2 separate regions of the Mus musculus genome follow, and region 1 is linked to region 2. Evidence: chromatin loops called from intact Hi-C (ENCODE). Cell type or tissue: gastrocnemius. All regions are shown on one strand. Each heading gives the region's core, and the rest is flanking DNA. Links, peaks and the distances in the headings are about the cores only.

Region 1 (15,330 bases), core at 7,512-10,011, 220 kb before region 2:
ACTCACTTTGTAGACCAGGCTGACCTCGAATACAGAGATCCACCTGCCTCTGCCTCCCTAGTGCTGGGATTAAAGGCCTGCGCCTCCATCGCCCAGCGCAACCTACTTTTTTTTTTTTTTTTTTTTTTTTTTTTTTGGTTTTTCGAGACAGGGTTTCTCTGTATAGCCCTGGCTGTCCTGGAGCTCACTTTGTAGACCAGGCTGGCCTCGAACTCAGAAATCCGCCTGCCTCTGCCTCCCGAGTGCTGGGATTAAAGGCGTGCGCCACCACGCCCGGCTTGCAACCTACTTTTAATAAGGGTTCGGCCTCTCCTCTAGCAGACTTAGTGAAAGAGAAAGGTTACTAGGAAAGGAGGGAAGTGGATCTGTTCAGCAATAGTTCTTTGGGGGCGAGCTCAGTCATCTTTGGCAGCAGTTCAGTCCCCATAGCAAACACCAAATATGACTCAGCAGCTGCAGACCAGTCCTCTAGGCAGGCAGACACCATGCATGAACCAGCAGCTACAGTCCAGTTCTCTCAGCAAGCAGACACCAGACAGCTGTAGTTCAATCCTGAAGAAACTGCCAGGCTCACCAGCCTGCCTGAGGTGAGGCTGCAGAAGCAGCAAGCTGCCGTGGGAACCTTGAGAGCAGTGCTTGGGTGAGTTTCTCTCGGTGGTGACAGCATTATCACAAGGTGAGCCCAACAACACTATATATGATGAATCAATACATGTGTGCCTTTAGCGAAGAATATCAAGGTGGAGCAAACAAAACTCAGTGCTCGTCTCCCACTGTCTATGGGGTCATATTTACACTCCTTCATCAAGCATCCTTTCATGTGTCTGCTAAATCCAAGCATCCTCTCACCCTTGTCTGCTTCAGGAAAACAGTCTTTCACGTGTTTGCTTTAGTAAGCCATCCCTTCACCTGTGTGCCCCAGCCAAACATCTTTTGACTGTAATTAACTTTCTAGAGACCTAGACCATTTCACGCTCTCTCATTTCTTGAGACAAGGTTTCTTTGTCTATCTTTGGCTGTCCTGGAACTTGCTCTGTAGACCAGGCTGACCTTGAACTCAGATATTTACATACCCCTGCCTCCCAAGTTCTGGGATTAAAAGTGTGCACCACCACCTTCCAGCCTGATTCTATCTCTTATGACAGATCTATATTCGGATTTTAGTCGGGATGAATGGCCAGCCAACACCATGAATGACTGAATACAAGCTGGGCAAATTCTGCCTGATGGAATATTTTGTTATTGGCATCTTTGTCTTGTTTTATCCCCTCCCTGCTGTTGGTCCTCAGAAGAAGAAGAACTCAACTCTTCTCTAAGCTCACCTTTGCTTAGTGGCAATTAGAAACTGACCTGGGGTACAGTTTATGCTTTAGGAAGAAATCTGTAGCCCCATCATCCGTTACAGGAGTAATGCTAACCTCTTTCTGGGATTCTGTTGACCGAAAACTCCATGACCTGATTCACCTTTCAGTTTGCCTTTGTCTGTGCATCCCCTGGCTACCCCTCCCCTTACTTGGTCTTTGCTTTACAACTATTTCTTTCCCTGCTTTTCCCAGCTCTCTACCCTTCAGAGTCTCATCCTAACTCGTTCCTGTTGCTCTTCTCCCACTTATGGTCTTGCCCAGAGCCTGAATTTGATCAACTCCCATTCCCCTTCTCCCAAGGGGCAAGCCATATCTTGCCAGCCAATCTCTGCAAGATAAGGTCTGGGATGGAACCAGACAGCCTGTGGCACAGGGCAAGTGGTGGCAGCAGGAGCCATAGGGCAGGACTGCAAGATGGACAGGGGAGGAGCAGCCTTCCCAATTCTTTAACTCCACAGAGACCCCAGCATCCCTGGAGCCTTGCCGGCTTGTGAGTCCAGGACTACATCTCAGAGTGGCCAAAGGATGCATGCAAGTTTATCTATATGGAAGAGTCTATCAATTGTAGGGCTCTAGAGAGAGAATGGAGATAGAAGCTATCCTGGGTACCATTGTCTGTCATTTCCTCTGAGTCTCCAAGCCTTCTTCCTCTGAGATAGGATAGTCTATCTGTTCTTGAGACTCCTTTTGGAGTCTTGAGATGCTTGTGGTCTGCCCTACCAAGTCCGGATACTCTTGCTGAGAAACTACCAGGATTACATTTGTAATCAGGAGCCATTTTGAGTCTGTAGCTAAGTTTCTGTCGTTGTGAGTGGCCTGCCCTGCCACCTGGGGCCATGGTGAGCTGCCACTGAGAGCCAAGTCTGGGTCCATGGCTATCAGTGGCAGGGGTCAGTATTGATGTCCATGGGTCATAATACCATGAGAGATATGGATGTTCGGGGGTGTGCAGAACTGACCTCGCCCCTCACTAGATGCCACGCTCTAAACAGCTGGTCCCATCTCTCACTGCTAGCAGAGTGGGTCCTCTGCCTTGCCCAGGCAGCACAGTGGAGCTGGCCCTAATGGCAGGGGTGTGGGTGAAGTGGTCTTGAGGGCTTGAGCATGAGAGAGCTGACTCTGTCACTTGTGTGCTGTGGATGGCACTGGTATGGAGGTGATCCCCCCACACATACCTCTAGCAGTCAGAAAAGTGGCCCCAGGTTCAATAGAGCAGGAAAGCTGTCCCTGCCTCTCACATGGAAGAGTGGACTCTGAACCTCACTTGGACAACACAGTAGGGCTGGCCCTTGCCAAGAGGCACGAGTGGGCCAGCCCTGAGGGACCACTGGCCCCGGCCACTAGTCTACCATGAGGTAGCATGGGTGATGGGGTTCTGCCTTCCCTCTCCCCCTCCCCATCTTCGGTAGTTGGGAGAGCTGGCCTTGCCCCTTCACTGGCTGGCTATAGCACTCAGGAGAGTGGGCCCTGTACCTCGCCTGGGCAGCACAGTGGAGCTGACTCTGATGTTGAAGGCTCAGGTGACCAGCCCTGAGGACTTGAGAGCAGGCAAGCTGTCCCAGTCCCTCACAGGCTGCAGCACTTGGGAGAGTGGGCTGTGCACCTTGACAGGGCAGCACAGTGAAGCCGGCTCTGGAGGAGTGGGTGCAGGTGAGCTGGCCCCGAGGGCATGAGAGCAGAGCTGACCCTGTCTCCTGCTGACAGCAGCATTGGGTGACTGAGCCAGAGCAGTGCTTGCCAGAGCAGTGCTTAAGAGCTTCTGGTGGTGTGGAAAAGGGAGAACTGATGGGCTGACCAGCTCTGCTACCACCCAGGCCTAGACCCAGTGCTCTGAGATGGCCAACCCCAAAACATATATCATCTGCAAATGGTTGGGATGCATGAAAGGGCCAGTCCTGCTGTTCCAAAGCTGCAGGACCTCCATGACACAGGGCAACAACAGGATAACTGGGAGGAGTCCCAGTGAGGATCCAATATAGATGGTGTCACAGATGCCAGAGACCCCGAACCAGATCAATGCTCATTGCAATGAACATTTACAAGTGAATATGTGTGGACAGAGGGATATACTGAACCGCACACTGAGATACTATCTATGCTTTTTTTGTTTGTTTGAGGTTTGTTTGGTTTTTTTTGTATATTGTTGCTTGTTTGTGTATCTGTTTTATTTTGGGGGAAGGTTGCAAGGGCAAAGTATAGGATGAAATTTAAAGGTTGCAGTTGTTTTTAACCTGGCTAACTCCCAAATAATTGAGACGAGACCATGATTTATTCAACAAGCTTTAAGCACAATAACTGAGCAGATATCCCCAATCCTCTATGCTATCTTAGCGATTCCCAGCCACATACACTGAGATCCTGGCTTTTAGTCTCTCCTTAGCTCCATCCACAGTAGCTGTCAGTCCTCATGGAGAACTTCCTTGGAGACTACTTCTTCCTTCTTCTTCCTCCACCCGACTATGTCCCTTCCTCTGGACCTGTACCTGCCTGTGGTGGACTCCTCCCTGGCTCTTCTCTCTGGGACCCCTGGCTGGGACCAGAAGTCCAGTCTTTATCTCCTCTTTCCAGTCATTGGCTGTTCAGTCTTTTATTAACCAATCAGAGATAACTGAGGAGGAGCATCCTTTATGCCATATTGATACAGGAGAGTCACAGAAATCAGCACATGAATATGCAGAGCACAAGACCCTCCTCCAAAAGCAAGTGGATATGAGGGGACAGGGAGATGAGCAGGACTGGGGTGCATGATGGGAAACTCACAAAGAAAAAAAAGGTTCTTTAAGGGCTGGAGAGATGGTTCAGTGGTTAAGAGCACTGATTGCTCTTCCAGAGGTTCTGAGTTCAATTCCCAGCAACCACATGGTGGCTCACAACTATCTGTAATGGGATCTGATGCCCTCTTCTGGTGTGTCTGAAGACAGCTACAGTGTACTTGTCATATATATCTATATAAAATCTTTTTTTAAAAAGTTTCTTTTAAAAAGTATTAGAAGGAGCTGGTGAGATGGCTTAGCCGTTAAGAGCACTGACTGCTCTTCCAAAGGTCCTGAGTTCAAATCCCAGCAACTACCTGGTGGCTCATAAGCACCCGTAACAAGATCTGACGCCCTCTTCTGGTGTGTCTGAAGACAGCTACAGTGTACTTATGAATAATAATAAATAAATCTTTTTTAAAAAGTATTAGGGGCTGGTGAGATGGCTCAGTGGGTAAGAGCACCCGACTGCTCTTCCAAAGGTCTGAAGTTCAAATCCCAGCAACCACATGGTGGCTCACAACCATCTGTAACAAGATCTGACTCCCTCTTCTGGAGTGTCTGAAGACAGCTACAGTGTACTTACATATAATAAATAAATCTTTAAAAAAAAAAAAAAAAAAAAAAAAGTATTAGAAAAATGAAGTTTTTCAGTTTCTTCATGGAATATATCTGTGTTTTAAAGTTTATTTTGATATTAAATTAGATTCTTTTTTTTGAACAAAATGTAATTTCTAAGGCTAAAAAATCTTAGAGATAGAATTATAAAATCCTAATTGATGAGAATTATTAATTTATTGTAAGTAGTTAAAGGTAATTAAGACATAGAAGATAAAACCAGGCATGGTGGTGAACGCCTTTAATCCCAGCACCTGGGGGAGGGGCAGAAGCAGATGGATTGCTTAGTTTGACATCAGCCTGGTCTACAGAGTGAGTTCCAAGACAGCCTGGGCTACACAGAGAAGCCCTGTCTCATCCCCTCCCCCAAAGATAATTATCTTATAAATGATCAAATGTCTTTAATGTGTCCCAAATTGTGTTTGTCAAGGTAAGAATAAATGTAATTCATTTACAGAGACAAGGTTGGAGGGAGAGACCAGTCTATATCTTCCATTGAATAATCTTCTGTATATGTCGTCAGTATCTCCCATTGAATAATCTTCTGTATATGTCCTCAGTATCTCCCATTGAATAATCTTCTGTATATGTCGTCAGTAAAGCCTAAATCACATAACTCAGAACAATTTTAAGGTAAGCTTAAAGTTTATTTAATATAAAATAAGATTCAAAATCAGGTTGGTTTTTTTGTTTGTTTGTTTGTTTTTTGTTTTTTGTTTTTTGTTTTTCGAGACAGGGTTTCTCTGTGTAGTCCTGGCTGTCCTGGAACTCACTCTGTAGACCAGGCTGGCCTTGAACTCAGAAATCCGCCTGTCTCTGCCTCCCAAGTGCTGGGATTAAAGGCGTGCGCCACCACGCCTGGCTAAAATCAGGTATATTTTAAAAGCTGGTTATGAAAATCTGAAAACTTGAATAAAACGGGTTAAATTACACTACACTTGAGTGGCAGGACACCCCTAAATTTAAGCATCCCCTTTTTCTCGGGTGGAACACAGACCCCATCAGGGTAAATTGCATGTTGGCCTCGTTACGGGAGAAAGATTTTCATCGTGGGAAATTATACTTCCAGGAAGTCTGATGCTCCTGTCTCTGGCCGTGTAGGCTGGACCTAGAAACCCTCCTCCCCATCTGTAGGGAAAATGAATGGCCCTTCATGTCTCATGGGACAGGGGATGAACTCTCACCCAGCAAAGGATCTTACAGTCTGCATTTACATCCTGAATGTCTCCAGCAACATCGAGACAAATAGCAATTACTCTGCCCTCAATGTCTTCCCAGTGGGGATGCTGTGAACAGGGGAAGCCTGTACCAGCCACCTGACTGGCATGGGACCTGCATGCTAGTTCAATTGGCTATGCCCTCTTCTCTGGCTTTCAATTATTCCACCTAGCTGACAGGCAATTACCTGATTCTGTCAGAAGTTCCTCAGAGAGCTTCAAATATTATAAGACAGAGGCTCTGTCTGACTCAGGGCCAGTCAGTCTAGCAGGCTCAACTACAGACATTCGTTTAGCACTGAGTTATAGGTGTCACCTGGACCCACGATTGCTGGGTCCTGATGAGGAAGAAACTGTGAAACCTGGAAACCCATAGTAAGGCTTAAGAAATTCAACAATGGACATTTGCTGATAGGGATTGGCAGTGTAGGCTATTCCTGAGGTGCCATAAGGAGACAGAGGCAAAAAGAGACCAGTCTGACCTTGCCAGAAGAGACTGTTTATTTCAAACAGCAATGGACAGACATTCTCCGGAGGGAAAGGGGGTGCCTTTGAAGAGGGGGAACACTCGGAGTTTATATAGGGAGCTTGGAAATGGAGACGTTAAATGTAGCTGCAGGGGCTACCTGCCACTCTGCAGTCTCTCTTTCCTGGAGTTGCTCGTCTAGACAAGGCCATTTCAGCTTTAGGAAGGCTTTGTCCTGGCTCTTAGGATGCAGGTGATAGAGGGTGATGGAGTCAGGTGAAAGTGCTGGGGGGAGGGGCTGGGGTGTCAACACAGGGTCAGGATCTCAGCAAGTCTAAGGACAACCGAAACCTCCTTGGTTGGGATCTGGCAGAGGTTTATTTCTTCAGGGAATTGTGATGTTCCATTCTCCCTCTGGATTGATGCTAACATCAGACACAAAGCTTCCTATAGGGGTAACCCGGACAGCTCCCTGGGACTGGACTCTGACAAGATTTTATTAGCTCTGCTGTAGCTAAACACAATAGGTTTAATTTTTTTTTACCTGATTTCTTCAATAATTAAGGCCTAACTATAAACCAAATAACAATTGGTCCTTAGAAATAATAAATAAAAATAAACCAGAAGTCGCTGTTTCCGTAGCTGGCTTCATTGGACTCCATGGTCAATGACCTTATTCACAGTCCAGGGGTCTGTTTGTCCTTGTCCTCCTAGGTCTAATGATCAGGCCCTGCCTAATGAACTGATTGTTAATTAACTGATTGTTACTCCTCATAAAAACCAATGATTTAAAAGTAACTTAAATAAGTAGATGAGTGAAATGTCAAGACTGTCTTGTCTGGACTCCATTTTGGTCTGCTTAGATACTCCTCAACCCCTTGCTTTCGCCGAACAGTCTACACTTCAGGGACTTCCATGACTCTGAGCATAGCCCAGATGCATTAACCAAAATAATTATTGTTTAGAAGGTATAAGTAAAAAATAATTGCTATGTTATGCATGAAATAACTACTACGTTCTGCCAAAAACAAATGTTGCAAGTTTCCTCTGACTCTCATCTAACATTGATTTAACTGTGGTTTGTATCTTGGTACCCCTGAGCTTAGGGTACCAAGAGGCTCAGAGCCACTCTTGATCACAGCCAAAAATAAAGGACTCATTTGCTTTTAGTTGTCTTTATCAGCATGGTTGTCTGTATCTTTCTCAAGTGGATTTATTATAGTAGACAAGCTCACAGTGTGCCTGCCTGGTGCCTGTGGGGGTCAGAAGAGGTTGTTGGATTCCCTGGAACTGGAGTTACAGATGATTGTGGGTCCTCGTCCTCTGAAAGAGCATCAAGTTAGCTTAGCTGCTGAGTTCTCAGTCCACACGGAATTTACCGTCTTTCATTGTAGACTTTAGCCAGATGTGATCCCAGAACTTAGGAGGTAGAGGGAGGCTGATGTGTGTGAATTCAAGGCCAGCCTAGTCCACAGTGGAAGTTCCAGGACAGTCAAGGAAAAATTGAGAGGCCTTGTCTCAAAATAAATAAATAAAATTAATAAACTAAATAAAACAGACCTTGGAAGTGATAAGTACATTTAGAAATGAGTTTAGTTTGAATATTTGTTTTGTAGGGCCCAGACAGCTCTGGAAGTTTGGAGTTCCTGGAAATTTTGAATAAGAAACCTTTGAGTGACTGGTTAGACATAAAGGGCAGCCTGTATTCTCCCGTGTAGATGGCCAGGTCTGCTGAGACTTCCTCTCCTCCTTCCTCTCCTCTGTCCTTCGTGCTGTGGGTGCTCTCTAATCACAAACCCAGTATATTGCTGAGCCATAGATGCAATATATGTTTGTTCTTATGGAACAAAGAAGGTGCCATGTTATTTTATTGGTCAGTTAATGCCCGGGACGCCCCTTTGCCCAGCAGCCCGAAGCACCGCGCTGGCCTGGGGAAGGCAGAAGTGAGGGCTGGGCCTTAGTCTGTCCAGAGGGGACCCGCCACTCTGTCGCACTCCTACTTCTCGGCATAGCAGTAGGTCCCGTAGGACGCCTGCTGGGGTCGGGGGAAGCCGAAGCTGCGCACCCCTGGGTCAGGGAGACCCCCACAGCGCGGCCGCGGCGTCGTGATGGGGAAGCGAACGCTGCCGTCCGCCAGCCAGCCTCCGTCGCATTGATCCAGGCCGGAGAACTTCCAGGCGGCGTAGAGGTGCCCGACCTTGGCTACTACGGCTCCGCGCCTCCGGCAAGCCGCGTGGGCTTCTGACAGCGTCAGCCGCCCCGGCACGAAGAACACCTGGCCTGGAAATGCGAGTGGGTGACCGGCCGCCCAAAGCAGCTGGTGTGGGACGGGGACCCGGCCGCGAAGCTCCGAGAAGCCCTCACAGGACCGTGCGGAGGAAAATTGTCTAGGATGCGCTCGCCCTGACATCAGACCACGCCCACACGCTGTCTCTCTGCCTGGCTTCTGACACCGGCCCCGCCCCGGGCCCAGGCCCCGCCCATCTCTTCCTCCTGGTCCCGCCCACGACACAGGGAGCTGACCAGCCCCTGCTCCGCCAACAAGTCCAGCTCCTGCCACCTCCTAGGTCCTTTCTCCCACGCCCGGGAGTCCTTCGTCCAGGCTCTGACCCGACACGGCCCTTCCTGCAGGCGGAGTCCCCAGGCCGGGCGCCGCCTGCCCGCAGTTGGCTCACCTGCCAGGGCCGAGGTGAAGCAGAAGGCGTCATAGCGGTCGCGGCTGCGGTCGCGGGGCCCGTAGCTGCGGATGCCTGGCCGCCCGTGGCCGCCGCACGGAGCCCGCGCGGTGAGCACAGGGTAACGCACGGAGCCCTCGAGCAACCAGCCGGCGTTGCACCAGTCCAGCCCCTCGGTCCACGCTGGCGGAGGAGGGGGTGGGGAGGACGGGAGTCACCAGCACAAGCCAGACTCTAGCTCCCGCAAACTCGCCGGGGTCGATGTGCAGCTAGGGGGCCTCCAGCCGGGGATCCGCCGCTCACCCTGGTAGAGTTGGCCGTAAGTGGCCAGGCGTCCGTCCTGCTCTTCACACGCCCGCTTCGCTTCGAAGTAATTGAACTGGTAGCGGCCTCGGCTGGGTTGGTACGGAAACACCACACCTGGGGAGCGGAGAGCTTGGACAGGGCAGCTGGGTGCGGAGGGGAGCGCGGGCAGGGGAGGCCGGCAGAGGTGAGGTGCCCCAATATAATTAGGGAACCTCAGTGCCGGCGCAGGAAAGCTCACCCTCCAGGCGCAGGGTCAGTGCCACGCTCTCGTCCTCAATGCCATTGATGAGCTCGCAGCGGTACCGACCCTCATCCTCCAGACGCACGTTCTTGATGATCAGGGAGGCGTCCAGCCGATGCCCTCTCCGCAAGCTGGCGCGCCCTCCCAGGAGCCCGTAGTCCCGGGCGTGCAGTCCGTTGGTAATGAGGATTAGCGTTTCCCGCAGCTCACCGGGCTCCACTTTGCTCCAGCGTACTTTGTAGCTGGGAGGCGAGGTGCCCAGGACGCAGGGCAGTGTGGCCGTGGCCCCACGACGAGAGTGAATGACCTCGTGGATGGGGGGCAGGAGGTAGTGGGGACCCGGATGGGGGGCTGAGCAGAGGGGCCACAGTGGCAGGCTTCTGATCTTCCCTGCCCCAAGTGCCCATTCAGACCTAGTCCCCAGAGGCTCTCCTCGGGCTCAGCCTTACCTCTCCCCACTGATTCTCACTCCCTAGGGACTTTCAACAGCTGCCCTTTTTATTCCTCCATCCCTTGGTCCCCTACCCCAGTGTTCTGGTTGGGGGCTGGGCTACGGTCTTACCCGGATTCCCCAGGGCTTTGTGAAAGCTGGTGAAGGCCCAGGGGAGAAGGAAGCAGCAGAACGCAGGGAGAGGGATCCTGCTTGGCATGATGGTGTCAGCAAGCACCGTCTGCAGGGCACAGGTGGTGGGCACTCCCTAGTACTGAAAGGAAGGACAGAGAGGGGGGCAGAGATGAGGGTCGGCTTCCTGTTGGGTGCATGGAGGCATTTGTCAGCTGTAAGCCAACAAGCCTCACCTCACTGATGACAGGTCATCCCAGCCAGCAAGTCCTGACCTAGCATCTCCTTTCTGGGTCCCCCAACCCAGCTACTCCTCAACCCAGCTACTCCTCAACCCAGCTACTCCCCAGGCCTTCCATTGGAATTTGAACCTCTGTATTAATTTGCCAGCATCACTTTCTACCCCAGAACCAAGTTAAATACAATAATAATATGTGCCCTGCTTGGAAGAGTCTCTCTCTCTCTCTCTCTCTCTCTCTCTCTCTCTCTCTCTCTCTCTCTCTCTGATAACGTGGAAGCGTCTTCACCTCAAAGGCTCCAGGCTCCCCTGCAGTCAATGTTGTCTCCCCTAACTGACCTCCACACCCGACTCTGTACTGGAATCCAGGCATCCTGGACTTAAGTGGGCCTGACCTCCGGAAGACCTTCCCTCACTCTCCAGTCTGCCTCACTGTGGCATATGAAGTTTCCTGGAGCAAACAGGGAACTTTTTTCTCAGACCCTTATTATCGCCTCAACTACCCGTGTCACTAGGTTTTCCAGAATTACAATACATAACACCATCAAGTTATAAAAACAGTGTAAGCTGCAGCTGTCTGTCTGGGCTCTGGAGTCTCCTCCCGCCCTACCCTGTTTTTTTTTTTTGTTTGTTTGTTTTTTGTTTGTTTGTTTGTTTTTTTTGTAGTTTCTAGTCTTATTACCTTGAACTTTAAAAAAAAAAAAAACAAAAAACAAATGGTGGACTGATGACCCCTTGTTTTTATTTATTTTATAGACTGGGCTCTTCCATATGCTAAGTGCACAACCTTAAAGGAGTAGCTTAACCTTAGCCTCAGTGTCTTGGTTAGTAAAGTAATAATTGTAGCATCCTGCAAGTTCAGCAAAAATTAGCTGAATGCATCATATGTTTGTAAAACACTTAAAACAGTGCCTGAGGTGGAACACTTGCTATAGAGCGCAGAGTAAGGCTAAACTGTGCTTTGCTGTGAATTAACAGGAAGCAATTAAAGGAAGAAGACAGCGGTAAAGAAAGGCCTTGAAGAGTATCTACTGCCCTGGGCATTAGATAGACCAGTTTGTATCTAAAGAAACAGGTTAGTTACATTAAGAACTTTCCTGCCAGCTGGTTCTAGCACATACATGCCTTTATCCCCAGTACTTGGGAAACAGAGCCAGGCAGGCAGCCTTGTTGTACAGAGAGAATCCCAGTGCCACACAGGCAATCTCAAAAAACCAACCAAACACAAACAAGACAAGACAAAAACCAAACAAATAAAATCCACCCCACTAAAAAACAAACAAACAAAACAAAACACCCTCCCCTTTCCAATAGGGGTCGAAAACACCAGTGTTTGGTTCCCAGCACCCATGCTAAGTCTGTCACAGTTCCAGAGAATCTGGCACCCTCTTCAGGACTCTGAGGGCACCTACTCTCACAGGCACTAACACACACATACACACACACAACTTTAAAAAAAACCCAATAAGCCGGGCGTGGTGGCAAACGCCTTTAATCCCAGCACTCAGGAGGCAGAGGCAGGCTGATTTCTGAGTTTGAGGCCAGCCTGGTCTACAAAGTGAGTTCCAGGATAGCCAATGCTACACAGAGAAACCCTGTCTCAAAAAACAAAACAAAACAAAACAAAACAAAAAAAAACCTCCCAATAATAAAAATAAAAATGTCAAGTAGTATATGTCTTTAATCCCAGAATTCAAGAGGCAAAGGCAGGTGAATTTCTGTGAGTCTGCGGCCAGCCTGGTTTATATAGTGAGTTCTAGGACAGCCAGGGTTACACAGAGAAACCCTTTCTCAATTACAAGTAAAGCATGTGGGACAGGAGTCCATATGGGACAGCCTGGTAAATAAGAGTGATCTTTATGTTTAGGCGCTGACGAGATAGCTCCATGTGTAAAGATGGTCCCCACCAAGACTAATGACCTGAGTTCATTTCCTAGGTCTCATACGCTTAAAGGAGGGAGCCGACTCCCACACCTTGTCCTCGGACTCCATTCACACAAGCATGGCACAGGCACACCACACATAAACACAAAATAAATAAAAGTGCAATAAAAAATGGACTGAGCTACCACGGACATGTTTAAAGTCCAATCTGACTTAGGCACTTTGCGGTATACTGTTCTGACTCCTCTGGCTATCCAGGGAGGCATTGATAAACACCCAGGTACAGTCACCGAGCTATGGAAGGAGGTTCAACTGGGGTTTGAATCAGATTGGGCCAGCTTGAGCTCTTAGTCACTGATCTAAGGTTCTGTATTTTAAGAGAAGCACACATATAACATTTCCACACATAGAAAGCCAGCAGCCCATTGCCTACCTGCAAGATGATCTCTCCTCAGAGGCAAATCGAGCTGTGCTCAGCAGCTTCCTGTCCTGCAGAAGGAAGAAGTTGCAGTGGGGGTTCATTAGGGATTCTGGGGGTTCAAAGCACCCTAGAGCCTCAGGACTGCAGCTCCTCTGACACGGTTCTAGAGAGACTCGTTTCCTGTGTTCAGAGAAGCCAAGGCACTGAGGCCTATGTTCACGCAGCACACTAAGTCAGCCGTGATTGCATCTGTGCCAGTTGATGTCCTGGGGCCAGGGCAAGACACCGGTTGGGGGCAGAGTAAAGCAATCCTGGAGATTACCTAAAAGAGTGTGGAGAGCGGGCCTTGCTACTTCTGTCCTTAGACCAGGGGTGGGACAGACCAATTGTAAGTACAAGGGTGCTGGACCAGGAGGAGCGGGGACGAACCCTAATTGTGAATCCAGCTCTGTATTTTCATATGGACCCCATCCAAACAACAGAATTGCCCTCCCCCCCACCAAAGCCCTCACCTGTGCCCTCTGTGCCAGGCTATATATGGCCTTTCAGAAGAGGCTGTCAAGATGGGAGTCAGATTTTCAGGATGTCTGGCTGCTTCAGGACCCTGACCCTTTCTGTCTGTCTGTCCTTTTCTTTTCTGTCCACACCCTATTAGAAACACAATTTCCCATTGTCCCTGTCTTCTCCCCTATTGTTGGGTAACAGGGGCCCTTTATTCGTCCCTTGGGCAATGGCATGGAAATGTCAACAGCTGGGGATGTGGGATGCAGGACAGGCTGGCACAAACCACCGGAAAAAGGCCTGGGTGGGTGATTGGCTCAGAGCAGAAACTGACATCCAGGAAGAGGATAGGAGAAGGCTGGAATGGGGCACCCTCAGTACTCTAAACTCCAGGATTATAAAAAGATCATGCGTGATGCTGCACAGCTGGGGTTGCTGCTAGAGAGGTAGAAATCACAGGAAGATGCTTCTGTCCCTGGGAAGGGACTCCTAGCAAGGAGGGACTATGGAAATTCTCTAGCTATTTTTATTTCATTATTTTAGATGTATGAGTGTGGCTTTTAATTTATAGTGGTGCATGTCTGTGCGCCATGTCTGTAGTGCCTAAAACGGCCAGAAGAGGGCAACAGATACCATGGAACAGAAGTTACAGACCCTGAGAGCTGTAACTTGGGTGCTGAAAATGAAACCTGGGTCCTTTGAAAGAGCAAGTGCTCTTAACACCTGAGCCATCTCTCCAGCACCATGGGAATCTCTCTAAAATAGAGTCATCTGATTTCACAGTTCCTCCTTCCTCTGCACCCATGGATGGATTTTGTTTACATTTTCAAGGCTGGTGAGATGCTTGGTAGGTAAAACCACATCCTGGCAGCTGAATTCAATCACCAGACTCACAGTGGAAGGAGAAGATGGACCCCCAAAAGTCGTCCTCTGACCTCCACACTGAAACTCAACCTACAGTCCCTCACATACAACAATAACATTTTAAAATTCTGGAGAGGCCACAGATGTGGACCACCACTTGAAATGCTGAAACAGGAGGAGTGTCATGAGTTTGAGTCTGCCTTGGGCTTCGGAGTTGAAACCTTTCTCAAAAAAGAAAGAAAAGAAAAAGAAAAAAAAAAAGAAAAACAGGGCCAGAGAAGTTAAGAGCGCTGGCTGTTTTCCAGAGGATCTGACTTCAATTCCCAGCACACACACAGCAGCTCACGGCTGTAACTCTAGTCCCGAGGGATCTGATGCCCTCTTCTGGCCACAGGAGGCATCAGGAACACACATGATGCACAGGCACACACTCAGGAAAACATCCACACATATGAAATAATAAGAATATAAAGCTGGGCAGTGGTGGCGCATGCCTTTAATTCCAGCACTTGGAAGGCAGAGGCAGGTGGATTTCTGAGTCTGAGGCCAGCCTGGTCTACAAAGTGAGTTCCAGGACAGCCAGGGCTATACAGAGAAACCCTGTTTCGAAAAACCAAAACCAAAACAAAACAAAACAAAAGAATATAAAAATAAGGGGCTGGAGAGATGGCTCAGCAGTTAAGAGCACTGACTGCTCTTCTAGAGGTTCTGAGTTCAAATCCCAGCAACCACATGGTGGCTCACAACCATCTGTAATGAAATCTGATGCCCTCTTCTGGGGTGTCTGAAGACAGCTACACTGTACTTACATAAAATAAATAAATGAATATAAATAAATAAATAAATTTCTGATAGGGAGGATCCTTTGTCTCTCAGGGGAAAAATTCTTTCCTCTGCAGCCTCCCTGGCCTCTCCTCACGCTGAAGTCCACGCCCATAGACCACGTGACAACTCATACACATGCACAGAGCTGAGGTGTACACCTGGCATGGTTTTACGTGTTTACAGCATATGGACAGGTGTCCATCAACAATTCAGAGTAAAACTAAGGCTTTGGCTTCTGCCAGTGCAGAGGACCTGACCCCAAGACAGCTATTTAGAAGCCCTCAAAGCTTCAATTTTCTCCTTCTTCCCTTCCTTCCTCCCTTTCTTTTTTAAGATTTTATTAATTTTAGCTAAGAGTGGTGGCACATGCCTTTAATCTCAGATCTCAGAAGGTA
Region 2 (14,644 bases), core at 12,145-14,644:
TGGAGGGAAAGGACCAGCCTCAGGGTCCTCAGTTCCTCAGCATCAGGAAAGCCCCATGAGCCCTAGCGTTCCCCAAAAGGACAGAGCCTGGGATCTGACCAGGGCTATGGATGCTACTGGTCCAGCAAGCTTGTGAGCACTGGGGTCCCAAGGGCAGGTCCCTGTGTGAGCAAGTGAAAGCTGCCACCCCCTCCCCCTACTAGGCTGGAGCATCAATCTTCAGGGACATGGGGGTGGGAAGTAGTGGTCAGCCCTGAGCCAATCCCATGCTTGCACTAGCAGCTCCTTAGGAAGCCCATGGGATCTGTAGAGAATCTGGTGGGTGTGCTGGTCTCCGCCCAACCAGGAAAGGGTTTGGGGTGGCAGCAAGCAGAGGCAGGGGGTGAGCTGCCTTTTAGTAACTGAAAGACCTAGCCAGACCCAGTTGGGGTCAGGAGGGCAAGAGGGCAGGGAGGAGTTCTTCCCTAAAAAGGGATTCCACAGACTGACTGAAGTGGGAGGAACCAGGCAGGCCCTCACTTATATGCTCTCAGAGTCCCACTGAGCATATGCAGATGAGTCTGTCTGTATGCAGATGAGTCTGTCTATATGCAGATGAGGAGAGAAGGCATTCTCTTCTCTGGGTTACCATAGAGCCTGTCACCCCCTCCCTTTCCCTTTGGGTTCCAGCTGCAGGGTAGCTTGGGAAAAAGGCTAGCCCCTAGGGAGGGGCAACTTACAAATAAAAGGTTAGACTTCAGGAAGGACTGACCAAAGGAAAAAACTAATCAGTCTGGGGAGGAACTAGAGATGGAAGAGAATATAGAGAGGTTTCTGAATAGGTGAGACCAAACCATGCCCTACGGAACCGTGAAAGAACAACCCAGGCTCTAAGTTCACAGACGGGCAGAAAGCTCTTGGACACACAGGCTAGCAGAGGAAAGGGCCCCAGAGAGCAGCTGTGCTGATCTAGTGCCATCCTGGTCCCTCACAGGTCACTGGCTCCTGACCTCAGACCCTTCACAGACAGGCCTGGGGCTCCTGCAGGTCACATAGATCCCAAATAGCAAGTCCCTGGCCACTGATTTGCAACAACTTAGGCTATGGTGGGCAGGTTGGAATGACAGTTCCTGCATAGGTCTTAGGACTTCCGTCAGGGGATAGGGGCAGAGACATCAAGAGGGGAGAGAACACCAGGGCCTGGGGAAACTGAGACCCAGAAATGCTAAGAAAGTTGCCTCTTCTTTCAGCTGATTTAAGCCAAGTTGGGCCTGAGCCCAGGGCTTCTCCTAGGAGTGTAGAGGCCTTTGGAAAAATCTCACTTTTCCTCGGGTGGCCCGAGTTCCCTTTTCCACCCCCACCCCACCCCCCACCATTCAATGGTGTAGCCAAGGCCTTTGTGGAGAGGCCCTGGGGAAGAGAGGGCCCTTGTCATCCATTCATCTTGCAGGAGGCTTGGCCCATGCCAGACTCGCTGGACTCTCCTTCCTGGGAGGTGCCAGGCAACCCCCACCTCCCCTCGTGGCTGCTCCCCCACTTCTATCATTTCCTGGGGCCTCAGGGGTTTGGCTGTGATCCCAGCCAAAAGATGGTGGGGAGTCCCACCTCCCACACTTCCTCATTCACACACTGGCACCAGACCTGTGGGAACGCCGGACAGCAGCTGGGCATTGGTGCCCGGCTCTCCCCTCAGCCCACAGACCTTAGAGAAGGCACGAGGAACAGGGCCTTCCCCCCCTGCGCTGTCCTCAGCACTGATTGTGAATCTGGGTACAAACAAGGCCTGTAACCTGGATAGTAACAGACCTTTCCCAGGAAACCTTCTGACAGGCATATATTCTGGGTCACCTTAACCCTCCCCATAATTCTGCTCTGCTCGAAGCTCCAAGGACAAAAAAAAAAAAAAAAAAAAAAAAAACCCTTGAGGTTCTCCTGACCTCTCTGTGGCTAAAGGCCCTAGGGCCCGAGAACAGGGAATCAACATGGGGCTACTAGTAGAAGGTATCTATCCAATCAGGGCTCTGGCCTAAATTCCATTATGACAGGTCTTGGTGGCTTCTGGCCCAGGCAGTGTGGGTGAGTTGGAAGGAATGTAGAAGTCATTATGAAAGGACCAAGGGAAGAGAGTTCCAGAGAACTCTGAGAAACTGGATCAAGAAGAGACAAAGGAAAGACATCCTATTGTAGACATCCTAGCCATTGTACCCAGGCCAGGTCACAGGGTGGCAGCTTCCTCTGTGCAAAGACTTCTAGGGAGAGTCAAATGGTTACTGGGAGTCATTTCAAGACCAGAGACAGCCCAGCATTTTATTTCTCATAGGCGGGGAGGCCTTTAGCTGAGATAGGCTCTCTGTGAAAGAGAAGGGCTCCTAATTGGGGGGAAGAAAGGGAGAGAAAGAGAGGGAAGGGGCTCTGCAGGGCAAAAAAACCCAGAGCCAGCCTGCCATGGAGGGAGATTAAGGGATTAGAGTTAAAACAAAGTGGTCGGGCTGGAGCAGGTGGGCTGGGGCCCCGTGCTAACGATCTAATTGCTTGCTGCCTTTAGCAGGGTGTGAGCCAGGCCTGGCTGTAGATCTCTAATGAGTCCGGGTGTTTTACAAGGGAGGTAAGTGAGAAGGTGCAGAAACGAGGGGCCAGTCAGGAAGGTCTTTTTCCTCTCTTGAAGGGAATCAAACTCTTGTGCTCAAGTACAGAACCTCGAGTTCATGTGCTCTGCCCCTGCCTTGTGCCTACCCAGGGAAACCACGGGAGAAGATACAGCCTGTGCAGAAGGATGCCTAGGTCCCCACCAAGTAGGTATGGAGCCAGGGGAGAGATCATGATCTCTGCAGCATTAACTGGGCACACACTCAATGTCGGTATTGTACTAAGCTTTCATCAGTTTATCAACTCTCCCAAACACACAGTAAAGGTTGAGGGACTCCTTGTAGATACCAGGGTCTTTCTGATCAGGACTGGCTCCTTTCAGACCCTTCCATCTTCCTAGGAAGGGACAGGTCTTCCAACCTTCTCTATCAGTGCTGAGAGAGTTCAGTCTGCAGCTGACTGTACCCCAGAAGCCCCTGGCTGTAGGGTTCTAGCTCAGCCAGCCTGCTTGCTTCCCCCTTGCTCACATTCCAAAAGAATAGCACAGTCCCGGAGACACGGCCGGCCATGCCCCCTCTCCAAGCCTGTGCACACACCGTGCCCTCTCCTTAGACAGTCACCTCTGCCCACTAACAGTCATGTGACAACCACTTCGGTGACTCATGTAGAGTCTTCTCTTTGCCTGCTGGGTTCCCCTGAGAGTTGAGCATCAGTGGCTGCCTCGTGTCATGGGTGACCTGGTCACGGGTGACTGTTTACTTTTATAAGTAAGAGGCCTGGGGGCAGGAACTCTGAGAGCCCTGTGGGGGGAAGGTGTGGGAGCCTCTTCTGGTCCGCATGAAATAAGTGTTTATTCAGAAATAGTTTTTTCCTTGTCCTGGGCATAGAACCCAGTGCCGTATTTGTACTCATCTCAGTTTAATTTAAAATATTATTTTTTATTTTATTTATTTGGGTTTTGTGAGACGACGTTTCTCTGTCCTGGGACTCTCTCTGTACACCAGGCTGGCCTTGAACTCATGGAGTTCCCAAGCACTGGGATGAATAGTGTGTGCCACCATGCCCAGCTGATTTTTATTTTTAAAATTAAGGAAGGTGCTCTGGGGTTGGTTGCACATGCCTTTCATCCCAGCAGTCAGAAAGCAGAGGCGGGTAGAGCTATGTGAGTTTGAGGTCTGGTTTACCTAGGGAGATCCAGGTCAACCAAGGCTACATAGTGAGACCCTGACTTTCAAGATAAGTAAACAAAAAAAAAATTTTTTTTAAGCGGGGATGGAAGAATAGTGTTTGGCTGTGAAGGTCAGGATATCAGAGACCCTCAGACTTGCAAGGAACCAGAGAGGTCCGGTAAAAAGCTCTTCTCTTGGAGCCCTTCCCATGCTCAGTTCTTACTCACTGTTTCTTAATACATTTACACTTGTTCTCCTACAAAAAAAAAAAAGGAAAAAGAAAAGAAGAGAAAGAAAAAGAAGAGAGGAGAAGGAGGAGGAAGAGAAGGAGGAGGAGAGAGGAGCAAGGGAGGAGGAAGACTCCCTTAGTGCCCTGGTTTGGAGGAGGAGGGGTAGGGAACACAGTGTTTCTCGCCCTTCTTTCCCCCTGCCCCTCTCATTCATCACCATGCATCTGTCTTGTGGTCACAGGCCTTCCCATATCTTCCTGTAAGCTTTCAGGATTGTCCCCACAACAACCTCTGTAGCTGGCACTGTGGGTGGGCACCTGGTTCTCCCCAGGTCTCTAAAGAACCAACCTGTACCTGCCTGTGTGGCAGGCAATAGCAGTCCCTCTGCCACCACTAGAGGGGTGTGTGAGCCCCGGCCTCGGGAGCTAGGGGAGCAAGGCCTTGCAGAGGGAAGCATGCTGCTGTAGCACCCACCGAAGGCATCCATTCAAGACATGCTGCACCCTTCCCTTCCTCTGTTTACACAACTGAGCTGAAGACAAAGGCTCTCTGGGGAATCACCTTACCTTTCTCATCTGAAAAATGGGAACAGAAACAGTAGCTATTTCTCAGAGCCTCTAAGGAACAAACTAAGCTAAAGTCTGTGAACAACTTGGTCCAGTGCAGGACAGGAATTGAGGATTCACAACTGGTGGCTCTTAGGATTGTTATTAATCAGGAGCAACCCCACAATGTGGGCTGATTTAGGGTAGAAACTTGTCACCATTAGTCTTGCTGGGAATAAAGGGGCCTTGTGGTAACAGCCCTCACAACCAGTCCCCCCAGCCCCACCCCCAACAGGGCGACAGGACTCAATGGCTGCTGATGCCTGACAAAGTTAGAAGTGGTGCAGAATGGGACACTTAGGGGCTTAGCCCAGGCGGAACCATGGGGAAGGACCCTCCAGCTATGGCTCCAAGGGTTTATGGAGCACACAGGCAGGCCAGGAATGTGAAGACAGCACCTTCCCTGTTCTGAAGCAATTCTGCAAAAGCCTCCAGCCAGCCAGGCCTGCCCTAATCCCCTGGAGTGGCAGGTGGGGGGCTAATGGCTAGTCCAGGATTGTGCCACCAGAACCCATGACCTCTGACCTTTGGGAGAGGCTGATGAGGATCAAAATGACATAGGCAGAGAACACCCATGAAAACAGTACAGGGGAGGGGAAGGCAGGGAGGGCAGGGGTGGGAAGGAAAGGGGGGGCAGGGATGGGGAGAAAAGGGGAGGGCCGACAGGACTGGTGAGCTGCAGTTTAAAGAGAGGTACATAAGAAAAATTGGATTTTACCTAACTTTTTCTTGAGGAAAATTTTGGCAAGTCACAGGGAAAACAGAATTGTGTGGGGAGCCTCCATGTTCCCACTTATCTACTGGTTAGCATCAGCAGCGGCCAGCCTGGCTGCCTTTGGACCCCTCTTCCTCCCTCTGGTGTTTCTAAGCACATTCTGAGTCTGTCTCCTTTCCAAGAGGTGTGATTACAGCCTAGCTCAAGGGATCCCAGGAAGGGGTCTTGGCAGTCATCTGGAGAAGGGTGAAGGGACAGGACAAAGGCACTGTAAATGACTTGCGTGTGTCTGGAGGTTCTCCGGCCTGCCTCACTCAGTGTACTTGAGAAGTCTCCTAGCTGCTGGGGAAACGGGAGCTGATGCCTTATCCCACAGGGGGGTTGTAGGAGAGTGTTCACTAAAGCAAAGCAGAGGCCAGAGACGAGGGTCAGGCTGCTCCCAGGCAGGGCTGAGCCCTTGGGAGCCATAACTGAAGAGGTCAGACAAGGACCCTAGGTGCCCAAGGTAGGGTGGTAGCTGGGAAGGTGGGCTGTCTTACAAAGAAGGCCACAGTGAAGGGGAGGGGTCTGAACCCAGATCTTGGCCATGTCTGCTGCTTCTGAACCCCAATATAAAGAAACCCCTGAATCCTGGACTGCTGGAGACAAGGAGGGCCAAGGGCCTGAATGGCCAACTGTTCTCTAAGGAAGGTTTAAGGACACTCCTCACCGTCACTTCCCTCCCAGGGTGATTACAGGGAAGAGGGGACACAAAGAGACCCTCCTCACCACCACCAGGGTGATTATAGGGAGAAGGACACAAAAGGCCCTCAGCTCCCATCCTCTGGCTGGATAATGGGCCATTCACATTGAGGGAACCCCAGTCCCACACCTGGCTCTCTTAGGCAGACCCCAACTGCCCCATTGTCCCAAGCCTGCCACTGTGCCTTGTACCCGGGTGTCAGCCATGGGAAGCCTAACACCCCAGCTGGGGCGGTCCTGGCCCTTCCCCCACCTCTTCAGCCACTTGGAGGCTCAGAACTGATTTGGTGGGGGAACGCCATTCATTCCACACTCCTCACTCAGAATTTTTCTCCGCTCAAAAGTCCTCAGAGAGAAGTCCTCACAGCTATGGGAAAATAGGAGAGAATAATTAGGAAAGCCATTAGCGTCTCAAGGCCCATCTGAGGGATTAAAGGATTAAAGGCCTTCTAACAGGTCTCTCCTCCTCGAAGATTTTTGCCAGAGCTTGTTTTCAGGACTTTTCCCTGGGTTGGGGGAGACCCTGGGTGGATCCTCTCTTCACAGCTGCAGGGAATCAAGACCCCCTAGTTATGTTCAGTTGGCCAGAAGAGAAGAGTGAGGCAAGCAGGTGTGAGCTGGCAGCTCCTTCTCAGGCTAGCCTGCACTGCCCTGCACCTCCACAGGGGGAGTAGAGAGGTGCAGAGGTCAGCGGGTCCCTCGTGGAAGCCCAGACAGGCTCCCTGGGAGCAGGTGCCCTGTGCTCCTCCAAAAGATCCCGGAGGGCTCAGCCTCTCCCACGCCCCCTGGTTCCAGCTGAGGGCAGGCAGGCTCTCTGCCCTTTCCCAAGGCAAACGGAGCCACTCTTTTCTGACTAGCCAGAGGCCGGAGGTCAAGGAAGGGTTTCTCAGGAAGAGCCGCTGTTTGCACTGAGTCATGGTCTCTGCCTTGCAGAACACAGTGAAGTCACTTCGTGGAATGTGAGCACGGGGATTCACAAATACAGATGAGGAGGCCCACAGAGCAGGCAGGACTCATTCTTTCTGAAGACAGGAAGGACAGTCCCTTGGAAGAGATGACCAGCATACATTTCTGAGTCTCCCTATTACACTCTTCTGGCCACCTGGTGGCGGCTTGGTGATTATCAGGTAACTGTTGCAATCAAAAGTGTGTTACCCAGTCCTGTTACAATCTATCTTGCTGTCCCACTGACATCTCAGTGCCCTCCTTAGGCCAGGCGCTGAAAACCCATGGTGAACATTCAAACATGTATCTGCCAGAGAAGAAAGCAAGCATACTCCCGACCAGACAGCACATGGAGTTACACAGTTGCCCAGAGCAGAGAGATACAATAGGATACACACTGAAGCTCCTGGAAAACCAGTCTCTGCATACAGCATCTTGACCCACTGCCTATGCTAAAGAAGAAAGACCCTAGCATGAGGCCAGCTCACATTCATACGCTGGCCTCCCTGGATTGGGGTGGGGATGGGGCGTCTGGAAATGCAGCTTGACCCTTCCACTTCTAAGGAAAGCTCACTACTAAATGCCTTCCAAGCCTCTGTACCTGCCAACCTTCAGCTAGCAAGTCCGAGAGAGAGAGAGAGAGAGAGAGAGAGAGAGAGAGAGAGAGAGAGAGAGAGAGAGCGCAGTGGTTCCCCAGATGCAGGTGGGCAGCACCCCTTGCTCAGCACCTTGCCAAAGGGCAGGTAATGGGTGTACACTAGCAATTGGGCACCACTAAGGCCCATGCTTCGTGGTTCTGGTTAGCAACTGCCAACAAGAAGCTCCCTGCTGGGACTGGGGTGTGCAGGAAGGCTAGGCGAGATGAATGGCCTGTAGCCTGGGTCATAACATAGGCAGACATCACCATAGCGCTGGGTGTCTGAGTAGAGCTGGGGTCTGGGGGGACCCTGCCCCACCCCAGGGTTCCTTGACCCTCCATGATACAGCCTCCTCCGGTGTTGGGGCAAAGTAAAGCATGAGAAATGGTGGGGAGGAGGGGCCTCTGTCTGCTTCTTTAGAAGCAGAACCCAGACAGCAGCCATGGGATGGAGGCCAGTTTGTAAAAGCTCGGGTGAAATGAGCTAGAAGGGATTGGGAACAAGTCCCACAGTGTCCTGAAGCACATTCCTTGCTCTGGGGAGACGGAGATGGATGGTGCTGAGCTGAGAAGGAGGGGTGCTGGGGCGGGGCCGGAGGGGGGCTTCTCCTGCTGAGCGCTCTCCTGCCAAGAGCAGGGTGGGAAAGTAAGGCTTAGGACCCAGAGGATGGCTTCCCAACAAAGGCTGCTTCCTTCCCCTCAGCCTCAGAGCCAAGAGGGTCCTCCTCGGGTCCTGCCCAGAAAGCCCTGGAGATGCAAGCCAGAGGGCATTAGAAACCACCCTGGCACCCTCTGGGGCTGTGCAAGCAAGCAGAGCATCTATAAGCACCTATGGCGTCGGGCCCTGGTGGTGGTGGGGGGGGAACAGTGTGCTCTGTGCTTCTGGTCTCTTCCAGAGGTAGCTGGTGAGGGCCCCCGAAGCAGCCTCCACGAGGCTAACACTGGAGATGTTTGAGATGGGTCAGAGACCTGGACAGAGGGACTGGTTTCCAAGGTGCTAGGAAGGCAGAGCTCGCCTTCTTCCTTGGCACCAGGAAATGCTACAGCCTCTACCCTGCTCTCCTGGCCAACTTCTCACCCATTCTGAAGTGTCTCAAATGCTACCCCAAAAATAGGCAAGACAGGAAGGAACAGCCTAAGTTCCAGTACCGGGGCTGCTTCCCCCTTCAAAGATGTCCTGGGAGACCAGTGCCTTCCCCCACCTCTCAGCAGTAGCAGCCAGTCCACTCACTGCTGTGGAAATCCTAGATGCTTCTCTTTTTTATTTGACAGAATCTTGTATCTCAGGTTGTCCTGAAACATCCTTTGTAGTCCAGACTGGGGCTAGCCTCAACCTGCCAGGTCCTGAGATTACAGGTGTATGCCACCACACCTGGCACTTTCTCTTTTCTTTCTTCCTTTCTTTCTTTTTCTTTCTTCTCCATTTTTTTCTCTTTTTTCTTTTCTTTTGTTTTTTTTTGTTTTATTTTGTTTGTTTGTTTGTTTGTTTGTTTGAGACAGGGTTTCTTTCTGTAGCCCTAGCTTTCCTGGAACTCACTATGTGGACTAGGCTGGCCCAGAACTCACAGAGATCCACCAGCCTTTACCTCCTAAAAGCTGGGATGAACAGTTTGATACCCCAGAAGGATCTCCCGGGCTCCCCTGGATCAATGTGATTCGAGGAGGGAAAGGCAGGAGGCCAGAGATGGGCTAAGGGGGCGAGCATTGGTGGCTGTTGATTTGAACCCCAGCCACGATGGCTCAGAGGCATCTTTTGTCACTTTGAGATTTTTCAGAATAATTTTTGCCTGAAACTACTAACAAGTATCAGTGCTGCAGACTCTAAGACTCTTCAGAGTGTCCCTTAGGTGAGTGCCTCTCACCTAAGTAAGTCTTTGGTAGGAACTTGAAAAAAGGTGAACTCTGGCCCTGCCTGCCTCAGGAAGCCTGTGTCTGGGACCTGGAGTTAGGGCTGGGTCCCCATAGCGGACACTCTGGCTGCTCTCTGGGACATCCCTCTTTGGCCGAACCACTGCCCTGATTAGAGGGCCACAGGCTTCTTTCTCTCACCCCCAGTGTCACTGGGTGTTACCTGTTTTGCCTTTGCTGATGGTTCCTTCAGTAAAAATGGCCTGCTAACGTGGTGGCTGGCAAGAAGGAGTCCCGTGTGGTCCCGGAGCTCACTTATCACAGACGACCCAACATGGCATCTTGCCTTGTAACTTGCTCTGTTTTAAGGACATCTCGAGTACTTTGCTCTGTGCTCTGGAAGAGAATTGGCCCCAGAAGCATCTACCAGACTCCCCTAGATCAGTGTGATGTAAGGAAGGACAGGCAGGAGGGCAGAGATGGGTTAAGGGGTGAGCATCTAGAATCCACGGCTGCTGGTTTTGAACCCCAGCCACGATGACTCAGAGGCATACGCTGCGTCGGGAGTGGGGGTCAGGGGTCAGTGCGTGCCTACTCGGTCTGACCCCAAAGCTGAAGCTCCCGAAGCCGGTGCAGGTCTTCTCGCCACGGACGGCACAGACAATGGTGCTCTATCCCGGGAGCACGGCCGCCCCCTGCCCGGCCGACCCTTTCAGGCTGGAAGCCGGCGGCGGGACGCTGGCCGCCTGGAGCATTTGCATATGGCCCGGGGACAGTAGCCTGCTTTGTTGGCTGCGCACGGGGGCGCCGGGCGGTGGGCGCAGCTCGCCAGACAAAGCCGCCGGGGGAGGGAGGGCGACGGCAGCCACTGGGCCGCACCTCGGATGCCGCGCCGTGTCTAATTCCTCCAAGGAGCGGCCTGAGCCGTGACGCGAATCCCAATGCTCACGGCCCGTCGAAGGTTCCTCCGGGCCAGGTAGTCTCCCACCCAGACCAAAGAGGATAGCTGTTAGAACATCCTAAGGTCCCGGCCTCCTGCTCCGTGTTCTTGGACACTTAACTTTCGTAGTACATATACAGTGTGCCAATCCAGAGTACGGCACTTCTGAGGGGACTTTCTGCACCGCCTCAATCTAGTTTCCAGAAGCAGGCAGGAGGTGAGGATACGTCATTATGTCATTATCGTTCCCAGGGCTCAGGCACTGGGGCTGGACAGAGTTCGTGAGCAGGCAAGGATACCCTTGTTCTTCATTGAGAGTGATAGCATGCTGATCAGAGGGGCTGGTCCTGAGAGGCAGAGGCCTCATTGTCCTGAGGGATGACATGCCCCTGTCCCTGGCTTCCCCCTGTCACCCTGTTGACCCATCCCGAATAGATAGCCCACCATGAGGGGGACCAGTGATGACGAGGCTGAGGCTCCTGAAAGAGGGACCCATCTTTCCTGCATTATCAAACCGTCACTGGAAACCACAAAGGATGAAACAGCATACTCTGCAGGACCCATCGTGTGCCCCTGCATGTAAGGAAAATGGGGAAGCCTCCCTGGATTGAGATGGCTTCTCCCAGTGTTGGAAGAGCCTTTTTTTTTTTTTTTTTTTTTTTTTTTTTTTTTTGCCTGAAGAAGAGGCTTGGTTGCAGTTCAAAATGAACCAGCAGCAGGGAGGGCCAGCCTGAACATCTCGGTACCATGAGTGAAGGAATTTTCACAGCTCTCCTTCACCAGAACAGCTGGGGGCAGGCCAAGCCAGCTGGCTGTCCATCACCCATCCAGAGCTGGGTCCCAACTCTCCCAACTACTTCTCCACAGTGACTGGGAGCCTTGTGCTTCAATCCTGGGATCCTCCAGCCTACATAGCCCAGCCAGCAATGGGCAGGGAAGTACGGAGGGGAGAGGGCTGTAGAACAAGTGACTATAGCTCCCTAGAGAGCTTTTCTCTCCACCACCTCCAGCTGCACGGGGGAGCCCAGGTACACACTGGGCAAGTGGAGCCCAGGATGTGTCCTTACTTTCTGGGTTCCTCCCGCAGAGGGGCCTTAGTTTGGAGGCAGAAGTGTCTGTTGTTGTGCTCAGCTCTTGGCAGAAAGGGCTCCCACCTGCCGAAGGGATGAAGTCGCCAAGAGTGGGATGAGATATGAAGTTTCTGGCATCACCTGAACGGATTTTTGCACGGATGCCTGTGGACCCACATGGAGGCGGCTAGGAAGGTTAGGTGGCAAGGACCTGGGCAAGGCATAGAGGTGGCATCGTCTGTTGGTTTAGAGCGCCCTCTTGTGCTCAAATGAGTCAGCTCAACGCGCGCCCAGCTGCCTTCCTCATCCACAGTCCCAGAACCACATGACCCTGGCCATCGTCAGGACCCGGCCATGAACTGGCATCAGGTGCTGAACTGCTGAGGTTTTGTGGCAGACCACCCTTTAGACGCTCCTTTTGGGCTTCTTCCTATTCTTCCCAGCACTGGAAAGCCAGCTGAGGGAAGGATTTGGGGACAGCATCAGATGGCTGAAGTGGACACAGACATTCTGGACAATAATGCCTCTCCCTGGAGAGGATGGGACTAGTTGGGACATATACAGTAGAATGTGGAGTTCTGTGGACCCAAAGAGGGTTTGTCAACACTAAGGTCTTTGATTGTCACAAGATTTTGGCCTCAGCAGTGAAAGGGAGAGGCGCACACAGGTGTCAGAGTCCTTGGTGATACATTGTTTATCACCCAGCTTCCCACCCAGAGTGGAGCTGGCTTGGGTGACACTGGAACAGAGTAACACTGGTCAATGGGGTGGCAGTCACCTAGGCTGGCTTTGGCCTTTTCTGGCCACAGCTAATGGGGATCTGCCTAGGGGCGGCAGGCTTCCAGGCACAACAGTAACAAAGGCAGAGAAGGCTCTCTTGGCAGGAGCCATTGTCTTCTCTGAGAACAGTCTCACGCTGGCAGCAATTAGGCCCGGGTGTCTGACTCCCCACCCCTCAGAGGCCTCTGGGTCTCAGTCTCCTGCTCTCCAGGTACCTGCAAAGCAGGGAGGGATGAAGAAAAGTTCCAGGGATCTTGAGAAGGAGCCCATAAACAAGGAAAGAGGCAAGTGGTAGCCCAAGGCAAGGCAAGGGAGCAGAGAGGGAGTGTCAAGGGGGACAAACTGTATCGGTGTCTCACCTCCCAGTAAACCTGGTCCTCGAAGCATTGGGAGTCTGGAGGGGAGTCCAGAAAGGGGAGCCGCAGCAGGAGCCCTGGTAGCCACAGGGAAGGGTGTGTAAGGGCCCTTGGTCCCTGCCCAGGGGGGTGGGGGGGAGGTTGTCACCTAGGGCCACAGGTTGATAAGCTTATGGTGAACTCCAGATAGCCAAGGTCTGCGAGTCCACCTTTCTGAGAAGGGAAAGTCCTGCAAGGTGGCTCCACCCCTCAAGTTACCCACAAAGACACCAGCCGGTAGAAGTGAGAGAATTTGCTCATGTCTGCAGCTGTATCGTGATTCAATTGTGAAGTAGAGATGCTCATTTTCTTGTGGCCTTCCACATGGGAAAGGCCTAAGGGACAGTGATCACATGAAGCATGACCCGGGGAACTAGACCATAGAGAGTTTCAGGATGAGGGTGGGTGTGAGTGGGAAGGGATGTTACAGCATCAGGTTTTGTTCTTAAGGCCAGATATCAGGAGGGGATGCCTGACCTAGGGCCAGTGAGCAGACAGCTTCTGTGAAAGGCTTTGAACTCCAGGGTGAGCTAGGCCTCCTTCTTTCTGTCTGCTGCTGCCCAGAGGAGATTTGGGGGTGAGGTGGGGTGTGGGGGAGAACCTGGCCTCTTCCCAGCAGCTGGGGTTAGACTGCCCTCTAGTGGCATAGGGGAGCAACACAAGAACGTCAGCACACAGCCCAGAGAGGAGCCTTCCTTCCCAGTGGCCGGTGTGACCTTAGACCAGTACCTCCTCACTCTGAGGCCATGCTGCCCAGTCACTGACACAGGCAGGTGTTCTGAGAGAATCTTGGTGGAAGTGAGCCTACAGGAAGGGCAAGCATCCCTTGCCCTTCCTCCTGGGTACCCCTCCTTGGGGCTCTTACCTGACATCCTTGCCCAGCTAAAGCCACTCACCTCCAAGGCTGCCACCCACAGAGGCAAACACCAGTGTGACAAACATTCCGAAGAGCTGATACACGGCCTGAGACGTGGCACTCCGCTGACCCTTGGCTATGAGTGGAAACACACTCTGCAGGCTGAAGGGAGACCAGACAGGGAATGATGGATGTGAAACAGGCAGCCAGGGTGTCCTGTGTCACTCGTGCCTGTGGGCAGCCAGAGGGTGTGCAGGGATCCCCAGCGTCTCTCACCCAGGCCTTTGCTCAGTCAGGTTCACTTCAAGTGCTCTCCTGTCCTAAGCCAGCCACCTCCACATACCTGTCAGAACCCAGTCAAAGGTCTCTTTTGCCTGCCCTACTCCTGGCTCACAGTGTGAGATGTAGACCCCAGAGGTCATTACCTCTTGCTGGTCCTGAAGGAATGCTCAGTGCTCTTGAAATTGTTTACTTTATGGCCATCCATGGCCCTGACCAGGAGGTCAGGCCACAGCAGGCCCTCGGTTCTCACCATACTGGTAGGTGAATGGCCAAATGGGTGGATGGGAACAGGTGGAGAGGCTCTTTTTCCCCTTGGCTCTCGAGGAAGAAGAGAGGTCACTTTGGAGAGAATGAGGGAGGACTCACCCATCTCCATAAGCTTCGTGGGTGGCCAGTGCAGCCACTACGACTCCCAGGATGGCCCCCAGGACCCCTGGCATCCCATGGAGGTTGTGAACACCACATGTGTCTTGCAGTTTAAATCTGGATTCAAGGATAGGCTGGAAGATAGGGTGGAGAGTCAGGCTTGGATAAACAGAGTGGATAATCAATCTATCTATCCGTATCCAGAACCTGGTGGAGAAGTAGCAGAAGGTCTGGGAATCCTGAGTCACTGGTCCAGGCTCCTTCCCTCCCATATTTAGTCCCAGTCTTGAAAAGCAACCATACCGTAAAGAACTTATACCCCAGTGTGGAGACAGTCCCAGCCAGGAAGCCAGCTGCCAGCGCCCCAAAGGGTGTCAGCATCATCTCACTTGATGTCCCCACCACAACACCTCCAGCCAGTGCTGCGTTCTGGACGTGGACCTTAAAGGAAAAAACCGCCAAGGTATCTTATAAGACCATCACACCCACACATCCCAGCC

The links. Hi-C counts contacts between places; a loop is a spot of excess contacts. Peaks named below come from ENCODE experiments on the same cell type or tissue, not always from the same donor. Only the 100,000 strongest peaks of a DNase experiment are listed, where the experiment ranks them.
Region 1: it touches region 2 in a loop (1.9-fold over the local background); 6 of 42 quality-filtered maps call a loop at or near these places.

The regions. Positions count from the first base shown.
Region 1 is chr3:88,014,128-88,029,457 of GRCm38, forward strand. It overlaps Hapln2 (hyaluronan and proteoglycan link protein 2), which reads right to left and starts at 13,384. Exons shown (of 7, transcript NM_022031.2): 1 at 13,258-13,384; 2 at 12,758-12,813; 3 at 10,203-10,344; 4 at 9,638-9,991; 5 at 9,397-9,513; 6 at 9,094-9,276; 7 at 7,623-8,698. The coding sequence starts at 10,290. The coding sequence ends at 8,415. In gastrocnemius, for the core only: no CTCF peak of the experiment used is centred there; DNase peaks (open chromatin) are centred at 8,540, 8,890 and 9,230; H3K4me3 peaks cover 1,681 bases; H3K27ac peaks cover 343 bases.
Region 2 is chr3:88,230,989-88,245,632 of GRCm38, forward strand. Rhbg (Rhesus blood group-associated B glycoprotein) reads right to left here. Exons shown (of 10, transcript NM_021375.3): 6 at 14,448-14,585; 7 at 14,145-14,278; 8 at 13,537-13,658; 9 at 12,605-12,678; 10 at 11,886-12,460. The coding sequence ends at 12,392. Among named protein-coding and RNA genes, the nearest start is that of Rhbg, 16 kb to the right of the region's middle. RefSeq lists an enhancer at 7,244-8,387. In gastrocnemius, for the core only: a CTCF peak has its summit at 13,288 (motif pointing left); a DNase peak (open chromatin) is centred at 13,263.